Regions from separate parts of the Mus musculus genome. Here region 2 is linked to region 1. A link is a loop called in an ENCODE intact Hi-C map of the cell type or tissue named here. Cell type or tissue: gastrocnemius. All regions are shown on one strand. Each heading gives the region's core, and the rest is flanking DNA. Links, peaks and the distances in the headings are about the cores only.

The links. Hi-C counts contacts between places; a loop is a spot of excess contacts. Peaks named below come from ENCODE experiments on the same cell type or tissue, not always from the same donor. Only the 100,000 strongest peaks of a DNase experiment are listed, where the experiment ranks them.
Region 2: a loop joins it to region 1, with 2.8 times the contacts of the local background. A loop is called at or near these places in 3 of 42 quality-filtered maps.

What each region holds. Positions count from the first base shown.
Region 1 is chr19:47,460,688-47,463,594 of GRCm38, reverse strand. All of the region lies in intron 1 of Sh3pxd2a (SH3 and PX domains 2A), which reads left to right. It overlaps Gm52384 (a long non-coding RNA gene), which reads right to left. Exons shown (of 3, transcript XR_003952863.1): 3 at 2,601-2,907. Among named protein-coding and RNA genes, the nearest start is that of Sh3pxd2a, 2.3 kb to the left of the region's middle. In gastrocnemius, for the core only: a CTCF peak has its summit at 1,519; no DNase peak of the experiment used is centred there; H3K4me3 peaks cover 1,350 bases; H3K27ac peaks cover 2,500 bases.
Region 2 is chr19:47,402,047-47,404,953 of GRCm38, reverse strand. The region is part of intron 2 of Sh3pxd2a (SH3 and PX domains 2A); the gene reads left to right. Among named protein-coding and RNA genes, the nearest start is that of Gm36885, 24 kb to the left of the region's middle. In gastrocnemius, for the core only: a CTCF peak has its summit at 1,634; no DNase peak of the experiment used is centred there; H3K4me3 peaks cover 1,187 bases; H3K27ac peaks cover 2,437 bases.

The DNA of each region.
Region 1 (2,907 bases), core at 282-2,781:
TTTCAAGCTTTGATTTCCTTCTTAAAACCATTGTGTTCCGCGGTGTGAGGAGAATTGTGGCTTTTCCTTTTATCCCTCCTCTGGACGTGACCCTTCGCTGGGGTCATTTCCTCGTGTAAGTGATGCTCTGACTCCAGACACGAGTAGGCAAATGTGGTCTGTGGTCTCCGAGGCACGGTTGACTGGCCCGCCGCCCCTCCCCCTTCTTTACCCAAACTTAATGAGAAGAGGCTAAGGTTGACCAGCTGGGCTTCAGAGTGTGTGACAGTACTCTTTCATCTCAGCCGGTCCTGTCTCCCAGTCCTTTACACCTTTGGAAGTAAACATTGTGTCCTTGTTGCTTTAGGATGACTTGCCGAGCTCTGCTCCTGGAGATAGAAGAGACTCACAGTAAAGAACCCAAAACACAGAAAACATGGAGACAGTAAGGGCAGCCTCTTATTTGCAAATTAGGCATTTAAAGGCGTATTTAGAATGCTCAAAGCATTAATTTTAACAATTAAAACGGGCTGTTGGTGGCTGCCCTAGATTGCACATTAGTCTCCAAAGTGCCTTCTATTTCACTGTTGGAAGGAGGCTGGGGCTGGTGGTGTAATACCAGCCGGAGGCTACTCTTTCTGTCAGGATCACAGCAGACTTGAAGGCAGAGTTCTCTGCAGTTGACTAGTGGGGCTGGACTCAGGTTGGGAAGAAGGTAAGAGTGGTCAGACCGGAGAGACGGATCTGTGGGGGGCATTCCCTGACACAGTCAGAGATCCTTTCCAATTGTGTAGTCTAGTGTCGAAAGCCTCTACAGCCGTTGCAAAAACAAAACAAAAAATCCCAGATTTCCTCCAGGAGCTGTGGAGGCAGCTAAGTAGGAGAGCCCTTGACTAGCGAGTTTGGAGAGAGAGAGAGAGAGAGAGAGAGAGAGAGAGAGAGAGAGAGAGAGAGAGAGAGAGACGGAGAGACGGAGAGGGAGAAAGAAAGAAGAGAAGAGAAGAGAAGAGAAGAGAAGAGAAGAGAGTGTGTGTGGTTGGAGGGCTTCGATCAGCAGGTGGCCACTCTGCTCTAAGGACAGGTATCCATTTGTACATCTCTGGGTTATGTATGCTGCCAACCATCTTGACAACTTTGAGGGGCACTGCAGGCTGTCTTAAGGATTGTTTTATATATTTTTTTCAGCCTTCAGTTGAGGCTGGTACTGCTTTCAATGATGGCAGACTCTGCCCTGAGACCCTAGCAGGCGACTTTCCAGGTCTGGGTTTTACATGAAACATCCAATTTAACTTTGAGCAGCTAAGCCCAAGGTTACAATGTAAGATACACTGGCAGCAAAGTAGCAGCCAACAGGACCAAGACCTGCTGTTGGAAGTATGGAAAGGCAGGTCAGGCTACTGTTTGATCTCTTTAAAGGCTTACCCTCTGTGCAACATGGTACACATTCTTTAAAACTCCACTGGGGCACAGTTTCCTTGTATTGAAAACAAAATTAAATTCTTTGATGTGTACAGGTGTTTTGCTTGCATGTATGTCTGTGCTCCACTTGCATGCAGTACCTGCAGAAAGCCAGGAGAGGGTGTAGGTTTCCCTGGAGCTAGAATTACAGACAGGTGTGAACGATTGGGTGGGTGCTGAGAATTGAACCGGGGTCCCCTGGAAGAGCTGCCAGTGCTTATAACCCCTGAGCCATCTCTCAGGCTCTAGTTCCTCACTTTTAAAGTGAGGGTAATAATAGCGTGTACTTCATAGGGCTGTCAAGAGACTTAAATGACATCACCCCTGGGAAGGACTTAGCCCAGTTCTGGGTACATAGTGAGTGCTCATCAAATATTAGCTAACTGTTGGCGAGACTCTGACAAAGAAAGTTTCTGACCTAAAGGAAGAGAGACTTGGCGTTTTAAGATTGATAATAACGTGTACTGTGTGGAAAATACAAAAGAAGTCCTGTTCACTTCCCTTGAAATGGTCATTTCCTCCCTTTCTGCAGACAGAGTGTTTCCTGGGTCATCTCCACTTCCGTGTGAGAATGAATGGATGATGTGATTCTTGGGGCGGAGAGTGACGTCACCTAGCAGATGGGATCACGCAGAGTTCTAGAAAACAATGAACGGAGTGTGCTATATGTTGTGGCCTTGTGGAGCTGGCCGGGGGCAGATGGCTCATCTGGTGCAACCTTTTACTTAACAGATAAGGGGATGACAGAGAAGCAGGTGGGTTACCTAGTCACAGCACTGGGGCTAACGGACGGACTTCCAGCCTGTGGTGTGGGTGAAGATACCCCAAATCTGGTTGAAGTTGACAAAGAAGAGAGATACACTGCTACACAGTTTGAGCACTGATATATAATACACTGGTGCCCAATAATTGAAAGAGTTCAGGAGGGCTCTCGGGCAGTTTTGTTTTTTTTTTTTTTTCTATACCTCTTGTATAGTAGATACCCCATCCTGGAAGGGCAAGTGTTGTGAAAGAGGCATTCCAGCATGGTTAGCCGGCAGGACACCTTGTACATATGTGTGGCAAACCCCACACTGGGAAAGCATGTCTCCTTCTATGCCTGCTTCGATGGAGTGCCGAGCCTGTGCTTTGGCAAATCGCAGAGCAGAGTTTTTTTTTTTTTTTTTTAATGGATGTGCACATTAGCCAGAGCTTGCAGATGAGGGAGGCTTGGAGCCCATGCAGGAGGGACAGCACTGGCTCCAGAACACTGGGGAACACATGAAAAGGTTCTCTCAGGACACCAACCGGAGGGTGTGCACATCCCCACAAGGAGGGGGAGCTAAAGAGGTGGGGGGGTGTATTTCTGTGCTTTGGGTCTGTTTATAAAAGGCAGACAAATAGCCTCCGTCTTCCATGCTGTTCGTAGTGCAGGCCGCACTCCACTTCCTTCCTCTCTGCCAGCCCCTGCCCCGGGTGGGGCTGGGAAGG
Region 2 (2,907 bases), core at 122-2,621, 58 kb after region 1:
CGCCTTTAGTCCCAGCACTTAGGGTGAAGAGGCAAGTGGCTCTCTGAGTTTCAGGCTACCTGCTCTACAGAGCGAGTTCTAGGCTAGCCTGGGCCCTGTTTTACAAAAAAAAAAAAAGTTATTTCCCCTGAATTGGGGTGTGAATTCTATGGGTTCCTTCCTCCCCCACCTCAGGAGCTTTTATTTTATGACAGTGGTTCTAAACCTGTGAGTCTGACCCCTTAGTCACAGGGGTGACCTAAGACTTATCAGAAAGCAGACATTTAATTACAATTTATACCAATAGCAAAATTAGTTATGAAGGAGCAATGAAAATAATTTTATGGTTGGGGGGGTCACTGAGACATGAGGAACTGTATTAAAGAGTCGCAGCATTAGGAAGGTTGAGAACCACTGTTTTATAGAGATTAATCAACCTAAATTTTTTTAATTGCATAGGATCTAGAATGACTAATTTTGAAGGAGAGAGACTTATTTTAAGACTTATCAAAATTCTACAGAAATCAAGAAAATAATATCAGGCCATGGAAAGCACAAAATCCTGAAATAGACTTGAGTTAATTGATTTTTGACAAGACTTGGGCTAATTTAGAAGGCAAGAGAGCCTTCTCGGCAAACTGCTCTGAGGCAGTGGGATAACGAATTCTGAAATGTATGTTGACATTTGATGTCAGATCTAATTGGAGCAGAGAATTCTTCTGCACTCCCTTGTCTCCCCAATAAGAGGATTTGTGGATAATCACTTTAGAGGCACTCAGTCCCTCCCTGTCTGCTGTTTGTATAGCTTCAGTGGGTCAACAAGGGTGCCTAACTGTTCAGGGGCAAAGAGTATTCCCTCTTCAGGACTTAAGTCAACAAGAGCAAACCATGGGGCTGAGGCTGTAGCTCAGTTAGTTGGTAGAGAATGTCTCACATGCCCAAATCCCTGACTTTGATCCCAAGTACCACAAAACAAAACAAAACAAAACAAAACAAAACAAAACAAAACAGGATTGGTTGTGCATGCTTGGTAACCTCAGCAGGTGGAGACAGGAAGATCAGAAGTTCAAGGACAGCCTCAAGTACATAGTGGGTTCCAGTCTTGATTGATCTCTATAAACTCTGTGGTCTCTTAAGAGGGATGGGGGGTGGGGGGATATAAATCACAAAAGGCTGTGTCAATTAGTCAACTAGGATAAACAAATAGGAAGTACTATCAAAGAGGGGAGGTGGTAACCTTTGCCTGGGACCATCCTAGAGGGCTCTTAGGGCAGGTCTCACCAGGAAAGCTGCACTTGCTATCACTGTCTGATCTAATTTGGCCTGGAGTTTTTGGAGCTAGCCTTGGTAAGTGGCCAAGGCTGGCCTTGAGGTTTCCTGCTTCTAAAGTGCTGGGAGCCTCTAGCTTGTACTTCCTACCGCTGTCTCTGTGATTCTCAGAGACCCCAGCATCTAACATTGGAGCTGCCAAGTCCACAGTGGGCACCACAGACAGACAAATGGACCCTCAAGGCTTCTTTGCTCTTTTTTTTGTATTGGAATTTGTGGGTCAAAGAGCTCAGTAGCTCCCAGCAATGTTCTTTTCGTCCCTTAGGTAGAAGAGGGACTAAGGTTGAAACACTGGAGTTTAACTGGGCAAACTCACTGGAAACTCCTCCCTCCCAGCAGGCGGGCGAGCAGTTGGGCCTCTTAGGTTACAAACGTGCCCTAGTTGGGTGGGACCCACCTCCTCCTCTCTCCCCAGTGTTTATTGCTGCAGAGCCCTGCCCAAAGGGAGCTGTCTAATCAGCTTTCCCAGGCTGAGACAGCTCCTGGAACCAGACTGTCCAGTATCTCTCACGACCTACCCCTTAGATAAACAGTCCTGGCTAAAGAGGTTGCAGCTGGTTGCAAAGGCTGCACTAGCCAGGAACCTCTCTCTCCAAGAAGGACCCAGGCAATGAGATCTGCTTTTCTTCCGGCCTGACTCAGGGCCTTCTGGGAGACGGGGGAATCTACTAGCCTGGAAAGATGGTCACAGCAGAACTCCAGGCTGAGTGAAACCCTTCTCCCTGTCCATGTTCCTAGACTTCCTCCTCATGAAAGCCTGGCCAGGTCTGTCCAGGGCATAGCCCCTCAGTATGCTTATCTCCGTGGAGTTCAACCTTACACATCAGACACTGCAGCTTGGCTATCTAGCACAGATGGCCCCACTGCCTACCATCCAGCCATCTTAAGCTTAGACCTTTAACTACTGCCGTTTGAGACAGCACACTGTGGGCATCACATGCTGCTGGCTTAACTCCATTAGGCTGCCTTTATTTGGTTTGCCCTGGACTCAGGGCCAGGGCTTTTGACTTCTTTGAAAGGCAACCTGCAAACAGTGGGCATCCCTGACTGGTTATCTGGGCTTTGCGTTCATGGCACATGGACTGTGTGATTCGGTGACTGGGAGAGCCCACTCCAAGGTTCTGTTAGCTTAGCTGAGGTGGATTAGGTGTCGGGTACCTGGGCTCTATACCTGAGGGCTACCAGTGTGGAGTGAGCCTGCCAGAGGCTCACAGCTTTGGGGAAGACCTGTGGACCCAGAACTCAGCAGACGGTCTCATCTTGGCCGGGGTGCCAAGTGGGTGTGCTGGACTAAGCCAGAGGTATACCAAGAGGAAGAGCTGCTTGCTATATAGGAAGAGGGAGCCAGTGAGCCCCTGCAAGGGTACCCTCACCCCCTAAAGCCATCGAGAGGAAACCTCAAGTCTGTCCCTACTCTTGCCAGGCTATCAGATGACCCTGCATCCCTAGAAGGTACATAAACCCCCAGTGGAAATTTAGATTGCACTTCAGCCGGGAAGGCAACCGGGATGTGGCTCTCATTGTCAAGACTGAGTCAGTCTTCTTCACCCAGAAGCCTTCTCCTCAGCAGTTGTAGAGCTCTTTCCCTGGAGCCGCCTC